Regions from separate parts of the Homo sapiens genome. Here region 1 is linked to region 2. The links are chromatin contacts, found by Hi-C or POLR2A ChIA-PET in ENCODE. All regions are on one chromosome and are shown on one strand. The core of a region is the stretch at or near the end of the contact, and the rest is flanking DNA. Distances in the headings are between cores, read along the strand shown.

The links. A loop is a pair of places that touch in the nucleus more often than their neighbours do. ChIA-PET counts read pairs that join two places held with the same protein, here RNA polymerase II (POLR2A). Pooled maps may share reads with other maps.
Region 1: a pooled map shows a loop between it and region 2 (4-fold over the local background). The contact joins two enhancer-like sites. A Hi-C loop is called at or near these places in 14 of 168 maps with a recorded cell type or tissue (Right ventricle myocardium inferior, aorta, body of pancreas and 9 more), 1 of 37 single-sample maps with no recorded cell type and 10 of 50 pooled maps. POLR2A ChIA-PET finds 5 or more read pairs at or near these places in 10 of 52 experiments (A549, AG04449, GM12878 and 7 more).

The regions. Positions count from the first base shown.
Region 1 is chr15:89,141,101-89,147,824 of GRCh38, forward strand. The region is part of intron 3 of ABHD2 (abhydrolase domain containing 2, acylglycerol lipase); the gene reads left to right. Among named protein-coding and RNA genes, the nearest start is that of ABHD2, 56 kb to the left of the region's middle. Within about 2 kb of position 2,676, at least 6 of the 41 ENCODE cell types and tissues checked have a DNase peak (open chromatin) inside an H3K27ac peak, as active enhancers do.
Region 2 is chr15:89,064,660-89,071,469 of GRCh38, forward strand. CARMAL (coronary artery disease region linked MFGE8 regulatory lncRNA) reads left to right here. Exons shown (of 4, transcript NR_183882.1): 2 at 5,432-5,532. It also overlaps a transcript of ABHD2 not described here. Among named protein-coding and RNA genes, the nearest start is that of ABHD2, 20 kb to the right of the region's middle. RefSeq lists enhancers at 3,574-3,623, 3,674-3,723. Within about 2 kb of position 3,757, at least 4 of the 41 ENCODE cell types and tissues checked have a DNase peak (open chromatin) inside an H3K27ac peak, as active enhancers do.

The DNA.
Region 1 (6,724 bases), core at 1,426-3,925, 75 kb after region 2:
TGGGACCACAGGCATGTGCCACCACACCCAGCTAATTAATTAATTAATTAATTAATTTTTTGGTATAGATGAGGTCTTCCTATGTCACCCAGGCTGGTCTCAAACTCCTGGCCTCAAGCAGTCCTCCCACTTGGCCTCCCAAATTGCTGGGATTACAGGCATGAGCCACCACACCCAGCCTGACAGTTTCGCCTTTTAACTTGAGAACCAAGCTGCGGGCGACATGTGACCCCACTATAAAAACAGAACGGCCAGGCACTGTGGCTCACACCTGTTAATCCCAGCACTTTGGAAGGCCGAGGTGGGCAGATCTCTTGAGGTAAGGACTTCAAGACCAGCCTGGCCAACATGGTGAAATCCCATCTCTGCTAAAAATACAAAAATTAGCCAGGCATGGTGGCGTGCGCCTGTAACCCCAGCTACCCAGGAGGCTGAGGTGCGAGAATCGCTTGAACCCGGGAGATGGAGGCTGCAGTGAGCAGAGATCACGCCACTGCACTCCAGCCTGGGCAACTCTGTCTCAAAAAAAAAAGTTAAAGCAGGAAGAGGGGAAGAGGGAGTTACTCCTGAGTGATCCCCCTTTGTTGTGACTAGTGTTGTTTAGTACTTGCCTGAGCCCCAGAACTTGGTCTCTTTACCCTTTCTCCTGTTTAGTGCCAGCTTCTGGCTTGGAAGCCCACGTTGACCAGCTCCTCAATAAACAGATTTCTATCAGGAATATCTACCAGGGTTCTCCGTGTTGCTGAAAAGCCCCTAGTTCAAGATAACCTTTAAAATGGCCAGCATCAGAATATATACATGCTAATTTGATATATTTTTAAAGGTAGAGGTTGGCTGTTGACGACTCCAGATATGTTTGGTCTCATCACATTGGTTCTAGATAACTAATATTTTTAAAGGATGACTAATAGACTCATAGGAGTCTCTAGAATGAAAGCATCTGTCTGTCCTTATCATGTTTGTTTTATCATCCAAATAAGCCCTGGACGCAGTGGCCAAGGCCCCAGTTGAAGTCTCAACCCTGCTCTTGACTAGCAGTGTGAATGTGGCCAAGCCATGAACTCCCTAGCCTCAGGATCCCTGTGGTAAAGTGGGGTTAACAGTATCTGCCCATTTCACAAAATTGTCATTGAAGGCAAATGAGATCATTTTAAAAAGGACTTTGAAAAACTATGAAGTGCTGTATAGATAAATAAAATAGCAGTTTTATTTATTATGCCGTGTTCAAAGAAAAAAGGTAAATAAATTCTTGATGCTAGAACCACTGAGATTAGTACCTCAAACATCCTTGACTTCCTTTGTTAAAGAGCTTGGGGGGACATCCTTAATGTTTCTGAAGTTGCAAAGGGAGAGGCCCCAGGTTTCACTCCGGGTGACATAATTTCTTTGCTGTAGTAAGATTCCAGTGGCATTTGCCTTAGCATGTATCTCGTTCTTGCAGCTAAATTAGAGCACGGTAACTATTTCCTCTCATTCCTTTTTAATCTGTGAAATCATGAGCCTTACTCTTGCCTTGTTAAGGAGGAGAAGCCAGACTACTCAGAGGACCCCCACGGAGCTCCTCAGCAAGTGGCCTGCCCAGCCTTCCCCTCCACAGCCCCTGAGCCATCACCACATTTGGGATCTTCTTCTCCACCCAGTTCCTTACTTTTCAGCTCATATCGTCACATTTATTGGTCTCAAGTCTCTTGTCTTGGGTTGGGCTGGGAAGGAGGAACATGCAGGAACGGAATACCAGTCGGATTCTAGCCTCCTGCGTTCCCATTGAATGCAGGAGGGGTTGAACCCAGTGACATTTTGAATATAAATATTTTCATCAGAGTTAGGCTAACATTAAAGAATTTTTCTTTGGGAAAATATTTTCTAAAACAAAGTCTGCTGAGCCAATTCGATTCCATGATGAGTTTTTTTTTAATACAATACAGTTAAATTTTATCTTCATCAGGGTTGTTTTCCATTTAAATTTACTACAAAGACTGGAGTCATTAATCGTTTTTTTGTCCGTGTCATATATTATGACCATAGCTTCTGCTATAGCAAGTTCTCTTGCGGCTGTTAGTTCCACCAAGTCCAATTCTCTAAGTTCAATTTTACAGGTCTAAATGTTTTTATGAAAACTAGATTCTTCTGTCAATTTTTAGACAATCCCAGTATTCAATTTACCACATGCAGTTTTAACTATTGCCAGTTTTATTATCAGTTGATTCTTTGAACGAACCACTGGGAGATAAACAGGAGACTGATAGTATATATTTATCAACTAATTCATTTTTTAAAAAAAGTGTGGCCAAGTGCGGTGGCTCACGCCTGTAATCCCAGCACTTTGGGAGGCCGAGGCGGGTGGATCACCTGAGGTCGGGAGTTCAAGACCAGCCTGACCAACATGGAGAAACCCCGTCTGTACTAAAAATACAAAATTAGCTGGGCATAGTGGTGCATGCCTGTAATCCCAGCTACATGGGAGGCTTAGGCAGGAGAATCGCTTGAACCCAGGAGGCGGAGGTTGCAGTGAGCCGAAATTGCACCGAGCTGAGATTGCGCCATTGCACTCCAGCCTGGGCAATAAGAGCAAAACTCCATCTCAAAACAAAAAAAAAAAAATGTGATTAATTTTAGACATAGAGATGAAAATAGAGATAGAGTAGAAGGAAATGGCCTCAAGTCAAAAGGGGATGTTCAAGATCATTAGTCATAAAGGAAATGCACATCAAAACCACCAAGAGATGCCACTTCACACCCACTAGGATAGCTATAGTAATTTCTTTTCAATGGACAACAGCAACTGTTGGTGAGGATATGGAGAAATTGGGACTCTTGTATGTTCCTGATTGGGAATATAAAATGGTACAGCTGCTGTGGGAAAAAGTTTGGAGTATCCCCAAAAAGTTAAACATAGAATTGCCATATGACCCAGAAATTCCACTTCTGGGACACAACCCAGAGAATTGAAAACAGATGTTCAAACAAAAGCCTGTACATAAATGCTCACAGCAGTGCTATTCACAATAGCCAAAAATTGGAAACCATCCAATGTCTTTTTTCTTTTTTTTTGAGATACGGTCTCACTCTGTCGCCCAGGCTTTAGTGTAGTGGCACAATCTCAGCTCACTGCAACCTCCGCCTCCTGGGTTCAAGCAATTCTCCTGCCTCAGCCTCCCGAGTAGCTGGAATTACAGGTGTGTGCCACCATGCCTGGCTAATTTTGTATTTTTAGTAGGGATGGGGTTTCACCATGTTGACCAGGCTGGTCTCAAACTCCTGACCTCAAGTGATCTGCCTGCCTTGGCCTCCCAAAGTGCTGGGGTTACAGGCGTGAGCCACCACACCGGGCCTACCATTCAGTGTCTATAACTGATGAAAAAATAAACAAAATGTGGTATATTCATACAATGAAATACTATTCAGCCGTAAAAAGGAATGAATTACTGATAACATGTTGCAGCATGGATGACTCTCAAAACATTATGCTAAGTGAAAAATCCCAAGACAAAAGGTCACATGTTGATAATTCTGTTGATAAGAAATATACAGAATATGTCAACCTACAGAGACAGAGAGCAGATTAGTGGTTGCCAGGGAATGGGAGACGGAGAAAATGGGAAGTGACTGCTTCATGCATACAGGCTTTCCTTTTGCAGTGATGAAATATTCTGGAACTAGATAGAGGTGATGAGTGCCCAATATTTTGAATGTATTAAATGCTACTGAATTGTAGACTTTAAAATGTTATATGTATTTTACCTCAAAAAAGTCGTGGGGACAAAGTGATGAATTCAAAATGTGTTACTGTGCTTTAAGACCAGTAAAGATCATTGACCAGGAGTCTTAGAAACTCTACTTTCCTAGATGTCTTCTTGAAAAAACAACTCCAGTAGGCCGGGCACAGTGGCTCACACCTGTAATCCCAGCACTTTGGGAGGCCAAGGCAGGCAGATCACTTGAGGTCATGAGTTTGAGACCAGCCTGGCCAACATGGTGAAACTCCATCTCTACTAAAAATATGAAATTAGCCAGGCGTGGTGGCAGGTGCCTGTAATCCCAGCTACTCCAGAGGCTGAAGCAGCAGAATCACTTGAACCCAGGAGGTGAAGGTTGCAGTGAGCCGAGATGGTGCCATTGCACTCCAGCCTGGGCTACAGAGTGAGACTCCATTGCAAAAACGAAACAAAACAAAACAAAAAAACACTTCAGCCCTTTTGTGTGCTCAGATTTGCTTTTAGAAAATGGATGCATGGAGAGAAGAAAACAACATTTAAGGAGATTACCTGTTTCTCCTGTTTCTTATGTACATTGTGTTGCAGGTAAAGCAGATGCTCAAATAAATACATTTGAGAAGTATGTGAAATGCCAAGAGTTGGGGACAGGGACAGAAAGATGAGCCTTCAGAAGAACTAGATGGGAACATGATGGTTTAATGTGGGCCGTGGGGTATCAGGGCAGTAAAGAAGCCTCTTGAATCAAAGACAAGCCCAGCTCAAAACCTTTCAGGGGACGTCTGTCCCCTTCTGGCTGCCTAGCATTCATTCTTCCTTTCTAAGGGCATACAAATTTCCCCTTGGGGAAGTTCTTCTCTCCCACTGCATGCAGGTAATAAATCAAAGTGTGTCGCCCACCCACTCTGAAATTGAAGGCATCCCTTTTAGTTGCCGTACTCCTGGGACATTGACCTTTGAGTAGGGTGGGGGGACACTGGTACTAATGGTGTAAAAAGCACATCCCTGGAACAGCCCCCTGGTTTCTTTCTTGGATCCTGCCCTCATTTCACGCCTGGTTCTCCAGCCTCTTTTCCATTTAGTAGGCACCCCAGTGTCCTTCTGTGTACTCCTTTCTTAAGTTAGTCAGAGTTGGGTTTTGTTGCTTTAAGCAATGCATCCTATCTGACAGAAACTTCAAATGCTGAGGAGTAGCTGCTGATGGGCATTTTGTTCACTGGAAAGGACTTGCTGCAACTTGCTGAGATGTGAGGACTCAATCTCAGGCAACATATCCTAAACATCTAGTGTGTGCCAAGTCCTGTGCTAATTTGGTAGAGAAGTACAAGGGAGAATCAAAGGAAATAACAGTGAAGTCTGAGTTTAATCACTAGCTATAAAATAGTTTGATTTACAGCCAAGGAACTTAGGTACCATAAGGAAGAACTGGTCACCCACTGGTTTAAGGCAAAGATGAGCATCAGTCAACTTTATTTTTTCAACTCTCTTTTTAAAACACCAGCTGTCCGTGCCTATGTGAGCTTCATCTGCTCAAAGACGTACGTGTGTGTGTGTGTGTGTGTGTGTGTGTGTGTGTGTGTGTGTGTACGTATGTATATGGGGGGTGGGAGGGAGATCCAGACCCTTGTGGTCTTTCCCACTGACCAATTCTCTTAGTAAGCCAGATGTCGATTATAAATAGGCTCAGAAGATAAGGACAGGCTGGCCTCTATATTTTGTTGTGGCCCAGCTTGTTTGTTAGTAACAAACATTTATTAACCGCTGGCCACGGCACAACATTGGCCACAATACCATAAGGATTAGTAAAGAAGTAGAAGAGACTGTTTCTACTTTCAGGGAGTTAAGGGTAAAACATGCCCAGATGCTTCAACTCAAGAATAGCTTTAAAAAATACAGACAGAAAGACATGCAAATTAGCGTAGTAAAAATGGAATATTCTGTAAAACATGAAGAAAGCAATGAAATTTTACTATAGGATTTAATGGAGAGATGTACCATGTTTTTGGATGGGACACATCAGTATTGTAAAGGTGTCAATTATCTCCTAGGTAATATATATTTGTCGTGTTTCCAATCAAAAATCTAAAATTTTTATAGAACTAAACAAGCTAATCCTATAATTAATCTGGAAAATAAAATGCTGAAATCTGCCAAGAAAATTTTGAAAAATAACAAAGGCAGCCTGCGCTATCAACTATCAAAGTATCTCATAAAGCTATATTAATTAAAGCAGTGTCATACTGGCATATGCATAGACAAATAGATCAATAAACTAGAATACAAAGTATAGAACCAAATCTAAATATTTAATTGAGAACTTGGTGTATATTAAAGATGTCCACTGAAAGTAGGGAAACGATAGGCCATTCATTGTGCAAGGACAATGAGCTAGTCTGTCAGAAAAAAATGAATTATATCTTCCCTTCACATCATTTTATAAAAGTAAGTGGATTTAAGGTTAATACATTTTTTAAAACTATAGAAGTAATAGAAGGAAACATTGGGAATTATGTTTATAATTGGGTATTGCATAGCTCTTTTTTTTTTTTTTTTTTTTTGAGACAGAGTCTCGCTCTTTCGCCCAGGCTGGAGTGCAGTGGCGCGATCTCTGCTCACTGCAAGCTCCGCCTCCCAGGTTTACGCCATTCTCCTGCCTCAGCCTCCCAAGTAGCTGGGATTACAGGTGCCCGCCACCACGCCCGGCTAATTTTTTGTATTTTCAGTAGAGACGGGGTTTCACCGTGTTAGCCAGGATGGTCTCGATCTCCTGACCTCGTGATCCGCCTGCCTCGGCCTCCCAAAGTGCTGGGATTACAGGCGTGAGCCACTGCGCCCGGCTGCATAGCTCTTTTTAAAACAAAATGCAAAACACAAAGGTTTTAACAAAACACAACAAAATCTATTGTATATTTTAACTTTATCTTGTTATATAACCATAAAAGATACTTTTAACTATAAAAGATATTTTTATAACTATAAAAGATATTTTTAACCATAAAAGATTAAAAACT
Region 2 (6,810 bases), core at 2,507-5,006:
ACTATTTGGTATATTGCTCAACAGATATTTTATAAGTTATTTAACTAGATTGCTAACAATGAACACTTGATTATTTACAGTTTTTTTGCTTAATAGACTTTTCAGTGATGAACAATCTTTCCAATTTGTATTGAGAAACATATCACACAGGAGAGCATATAATGTATATGTTAAGCTTCAAGAATGCTAACAAAATGAACAGTCTGTATCCTACTCCCAGCTGAAGAAATAGAGTATTCTCAGAACCTCAGAAGCACCTGCAGGCCCTGCCCCATCTCATTGCCCTCTCATCCCCCGAGAGGGATCACTATTCTGATTTTTGTGTTAACCATTCCCATGCTTTTCTCTGTAATTTTATCATATGAGTATGTACATTCCTCCCCAAAAATATACAGCCTAAATGTAAGTCTACTGGATAAAAGAAAAAACATGGGTGCTATGGGCATCTTGGATCCTGGCCTTCCTTTCCAGACTCAATGCATCCAGTTATTTCCAGCTCAGAGAGCCCCTCCTCCATCATTGGTGTGATTCTCCACCTCCTCCTTCAAGGAAATCCTCCTTCCTACTAGGTTGTTATCAGTTTAGAATACCCCTCCACCTCTGCCTCTACTCCCATCCACCCGTTATGGCAAACTCATTTAGAATCATTGTCCATAGCACATTTTCCAGAAATGTTAATTAAGGGTGTAGAATAACACCATATTAGGAGGCTTCAACAGAATTGTCCAGGGCAGACTTGGGCATCCCCAGTCTCACCACTTGGGAGGTCCTGACCTCTGGTGTATGATATGCCTCCTCTTCCTCCTGAGGGCCTCTTGTTTCTTTTCCTGACAGTCTGTAGCTTACTCTTGGGTAAAATTAATGCCAAACACTCCCTTCCTAAGAACAAACAATGATCTTAGACATTACATTGTTTTAATGCACATGAAGGAGGCATTTCACTAAATGCAGCATAATTGACTAATATCCCTTGTATTTCAAATGAATATAGGCTTTTCCACAATTTTCCAGAGAAGTTTTAGCTTCCCCACTTTGCCTCACCCTCCTTATGTCTATACAGACTCTAGCTTTGGTTATCTTCAAGCATGTGCTAACTCTTTCCTTCCAGAAGCCCCCCATGATATAGAAATAACAGCACTCTGCTTGCTTCTGTCCTAATGCAGGATCCCAGGGAAAAGGAAGACTTCCTTGGTAATTGCAGAGAATGGAATCTGAGGCTAGTATACTGGTATTATCTACCATTTACATAATACCTGCTATGTTCCTGGCACTTTACATACATTATCTGAAGAGTACATTTTATTACTTTTGCACATAAGGAAACTCGGGTTCAATCATGCATCCAAAGACATTAACGAGTGAATGATTGATTCAGAGTTTGGACCAGGTGTGTGCATCACTAAAATGTTTGTGTTTGTGACCATTCCTCTATATCCTCTCTTTGGAAAGAGAAAGCTATGCAATATTTAGGATTTTTTCCCTGAGTTTCCTAGATCTGCTGTAACAAAGTACCACAAACCTGGGGGCTTAAAACAACGGAAATTTGTTCTCTCACAGTTCTGGAGGCTAGAAGTTCAAAATCATGGTTCCTTCTGAGGGGTATGAAGGAGGATCCCTTTCTTGCCTCTCTCCTCTCTTCAGGTAGTTGCTGGCAATCCTTAGTGGTATTGGTTTGTAGATGCATCATTCCAGCATCTGCACTTGGCCCTCTTCCCTGTGTATCTCTCCGTATTCAAATCTCCTCCTCCTTTCTCTTATAAAGATACCAGTCTTTGGCCTTAGGGCCTACCTTAATCCAGTATGACCTCATCTTAACTTGATTACATCTGCAAAAGACCCTATTTCCAAATAAGGTCACATTCACAGATACCAGGGGTTAGGACTTGAACATATATTTTGGGGGGACACAATTCAACCCAATACCTTGGGCATCCTTGTCACCAAGGCATTCTCCTATCATATTTCCTTCCCAAGGCCTGGAGGAACATGGCTGCCTGCTCACACAAGTAAATAGGAGGTGCTGGAGGTCTTAAGCCACAGCAGGAGGGCTGGGCAGAAACCTGTGCTCAGCAAGATACCTTTTCAGTGAAGGGTACCTGTTGCGGCAGGCCAAGAGAGCCACGGGCCAGCCAAGAGGCCAAGTCAAGCTGTAGTGAAACAGTTCCCTTTGGTGTCTGCAGCTGAGTGCCTGATTGCACAGTGGCATGGCACAGCTGTGTTAGTCGTCCTTTCTCCAGATGCCATGAAGTCTGGAAAATGTGTCTGGATACTTGTGAGGTCACCATACTTAGGGAGTTTGGACTCTGAATAAACAAGCGGCAGAAAGTCTTGAGATTCACAGCTCTTTCTGCTCCAGATTCTATACAGTTGAGGAAGGAGATGTGAATTGATGGTGGGGCCCCATGTTGGGGTGATCAGACCCAACACCAGGCCATGGGGGCTACGAAGTCCAGTGGAGTTAAAGGAATGAGACAAGACAAGAGTGCATAAAGTGGGATCAGGGGGCCAATGCTAGTATGGAGGCTGCTAAGGCCCGGAGCTCTGGAAGCCCACACTATTTATTGGTGATCAAACAAAGAAGCAGGTGGTGAGGATGTGGGGGTTGAAAGAAAGCAGTGTATCAAGCACATGATCTACAACTGTGACAGTTTAGCATTTTCTTTGAAGCATATGGAACATGTTCTGCTACTTGAGATAATGGGAAACATGTTCTTCTAGTTTAAGTTACAATCGATCTAATAGCCTGGGAGTGCTAGAAGCAAGAAGCCAGCAAGTCTAGACACATTCCAGAGGCCACAAGGAGTTTTAAGCCCTGAGCCCTGGATTCTGTCCAAGCCACAAGGGGTTTTATGCCCTGGGCTTAGATTGTGGTGTGGCAGGGCAGGTTTCCACCCTTTGGCACAGAGCTTGGTGTTCCAAAGGCCATGAGGGGTTTTAGACCCTGGACCCCAGGCATGTTCCAAGACTGTTTTACATTATGTCAGCCATGCAAGCCCTGCCTCAGCCTTTTTCCCAATACTCAGCTTTTCTCGAACACCCCAGATGTCTTCTGTGAGACCTGGCTGGAGTTCTACAGCACCTCCTGCCTGCTACTATCCTAACACTCTGTGGAGCAAACTCTATTCACTTGTTCTCCATCTTTTCCTTCTGGGCTCTGAGAGTCCAAACCTTGAGGTAGGTACCATGACACATTGGGGTCTCCACTCACAGCCTGATGCCTGTAGATGATCAGCCACTGTGTAATGAATGAACTCATTCTTCAATAAACCAGTGAATGATCACATGAAAGAAACGGTCTAGTGGGACTCTCTGGCCACAAATACTGAATCACCTTCCTCTTCTTTACCATAGAAGAAGGGAGAATTTCTTTCTCAAAGACCAAACCCTAGACTTCATAGTCTTTTTCTGTTTTTCTCCCCTACAGGACTTCTACCCCTCAGGGTCTCCCACAGAGCATTCTGTGGGCAACTAACCATCTAATGTTATTTTTATAGGGCCCAAGGGAGAAATTCTTATACATACACACATGTGCGCGTGCACACACACACACACACACACACACAAACTCTGTGTGTGTGCATGTATAAATGATTTCAGTTATGTACTGCTACATAACAAACCACCCCTAATGTAAGTAGCACAAAACAACCATTTTATTTTGCATACAGAGTCTTTGAGTCAGGAAATTAGACAGCAACTAGCAGGGGTGGCTAGCCTCTGCTCCCTGGTGTCTGAGACCTCAGCTGGAAAGACTTGAAAGCTGAGAATGACTCAACAATTGGGGGCTAGAGTCATCCGGAGGCGTCTTCACCCACATGTCTGGTGGTTTGGCTGGAACCTCAGCTGGGCTTTCAGCCCAAACACCTACACGTGGTCCCTCCATGTGTTCTCTCCACACGGGCTAGCTGGGCTTCATCAGACTAGCTGGTAACTGGGGTCCAAGGGAAGGTGTCCCGAGAAAGCAAAGCACAAGTGCATGGCATTTTTATGACCTGGCCTCAGAAGTCACAGAGCACCATATGGCATCATATGATATTGGTCAAGGTTACAGAGTTTTCCCAGGTTCAAGGCATGAGGAAGTGGGCAAGCTTCCTCTTTTTTTTTTTTTTTTTTTTTTTTTTTTTGTCAAGAGGGAGTCTCTCTCTGTTGCCCAGGCTGGAGTGCAGTGACTAGATCTTAGCTCACTGCAACCTCCACCTCCCGGGTTCAAGTGATTCTCCTGCCTCAGCCTCCTGAGTAGCTGGGACTACAGGCGCATGCCACCACACCCTGCTAATTTTTGTATTTTTAGTAGAAATGGGGTTTCACCATATTGGCCAGGCTGGTCTTGAACTCCTGACCTTGTGATCCACTCACCTCAGCCTCCCAAAGGCAAGCTTCTAGAACAGCACATGGACAGAAGATATTGGTATGTCACTTGGAAAACAGTCTGGCAAGCTCTTTTTTTCTTTTCTTTTCTTTTCTTTTTTTTTTTTTTTTTTAAAGAGATAGGATCTCTCTCTGTTGCCCAGGCTGGAGCACAGTGGCACAATCATAGCTCACTGCAGCCTCAAACTCCTGGGCTCACAAGCAATCCTCCTGTCTCAGTCTCTAGAGCAACTGGAACTATAGGCATGCACAACCACGCCTGGCTAATTAAGTAAATTTTTTTAAAGATGAGGTCTCACTATTTTTCCAAGGCTGGCCTCAAACTCCTGGCCTCAAATGATTCTCCCACTTCAGCCTTCCAAGTAACTGGGATTACAGGCATAATCTTTTTCTTTAAGTTGTAAAATTCACACACAAGACAGTAAATATAATTTAGTAGTTTAGAACTCTCCAATTGTGTTTCTCTGACCCTCGATCGAAAGTAACCACCCTTGTGAGTTTTGTGTTACTCATGTTCTTGCTTTCTTTATAATTTTGCCACTCCAGGTTTTTTCCTAAATAATATATTGTTTAGTTTTGCCTGCTTGCAAACTTTGTAAAAATGGAATCACACAGAAGCATTCTCCTGTCATCTTGTTCATTTACTCTTTTTTTTTTTTTTTTTTTTTTTGAGATGGAATCTTGCTCTGTCACCCAGGCTGGAGTGCAGTGGCATGATCTCAGCTTACTGCAACCTCTGCCTCCCAGGTTCAAGTGATTCTCCTGCCTCAGCCTCCCAAGTAGCTGGGATTACAGGTGCGTACCACCATGCATGGCTAATTTTTGTATTTTTAGTAGAGACAGGGTTTCACCATGTTGGCCAGGTTAGTCTTGAACTCCTGGCCTCAAGTGATCCACCTGCCTCGACCTCCCAAAGTGCTGGGATTATAGGCATGAGCCACCATGCCCTGCTATTTACTCTTGTATCATGAAGAAAGGGTAGGCTTGGTTGTGTTGTGGTAACAAACATCACCAAAATCTCAGTGGCTTATAACTCCAGTTATTTCTCACTTATACTATACAGATGTTGTGGATTGGCTGTAACTCTGCTCTGGGATCCAGGCTGAAGGAGCAGGCTCTATCTGGAACATTACTAGTCTCCAGGCAGAAGAAAAAGAGACAATGGTGAGCCATGTGATTTTTCTTCAAACTCCTCCTCAGAAGTGACATGTGTTCATTCTGCTCCCATTCTATTGGCCAAAGCAAGTCACATGGCTAAGCCTAAGTTCAGTGGGTTACAAATATAATCCCTATGTAGAAAGCGACCTGGAAGGAACACTCCTAGAGGGGCAACAGATATTTTGAAATAGTATCACAAGCTACCGTAGTATCCCTCCTTGTCACAATTATTTGCATCCCTAATACAAGCATCAGACATTAAGTCCAAGATCTCATGGTAGTTCCTACATTGGGTCTGGATGTGGTTTCCTCTTGGTCTGGAGATGCGGAACTAAGAAGTCTAGTTATCAGCCCTCCACATACCCCATGGGCCAAAGAAGAACAGGGATGGGGTAATCTCAATAAACACTCAGCAGATCTGGGGGAAGGCCTGAGGTTCTGCATTTCTAACATTATTTAGAAAGGAAAGAATGAGAGACATGATATTGGTCAAGGTTACACAGTGTTTACAGGTTCAAGGCATGAGGGAGTGGGCAAGCCTCTAGAATAGCATGTGGACAGCAGATATGGGTAATCATTGATCTATGGACATCTTGAAATTCCACTGGGCTGACATCATAAGGGGCCCCCTATCCTGGGGATAGGGAATATTTCTAGATTAGGTCTTAGTCCTGCCCCTGGAGGAAGGGGGTTCCTCATGCCATTCTCTTTCATGGCCTTTGGCTCTGCCGTCCGGAAGGGCCTTCCTTTTCTATTTTCCTCCTAATGAAGGCGTGTGCCTTCCTGAAGTGTGCCCCCCGCTTGCTCTCTGTGGTAGACTGCATTATTAAATACTCATTGCTCCTCTCCATGGGTCTGTTTTGCTGAACCCTAATTAACCTCAGTAGGGAAGGCACCAGGTTCAAGAGGTCAAAGAAGAGACCCAAAGGTAGCAAATAAGACATGGGGTTTTGGCCGGGCACGGTGGCTCACACCTGTGATCCCAGCACTTTGGGAGGCCAAGGCGAGTGGATCACCTGAGGTCAGGAGTTCAAGACCAGCCTGGCCAACATGGTGAAACCCCATCTCTACTAAAAATATAAAAAATTAGCTGGGCATGGTGTCAAGCGCCTATAATCCCAGCTACTTGGGAGGCTGAGGCAGGAGAACCGCTTGAACCCGGGAGGTGGAGGTTGCAGTGAGCCAAGATTGTGCCTTTGCATTCCAGCCTGGGCAACAAGAGCAAAACCCCGTCTCAAAAGAAAAAAAAAGACATAGGGTTTTATTTGGGGCTTACATACAGGG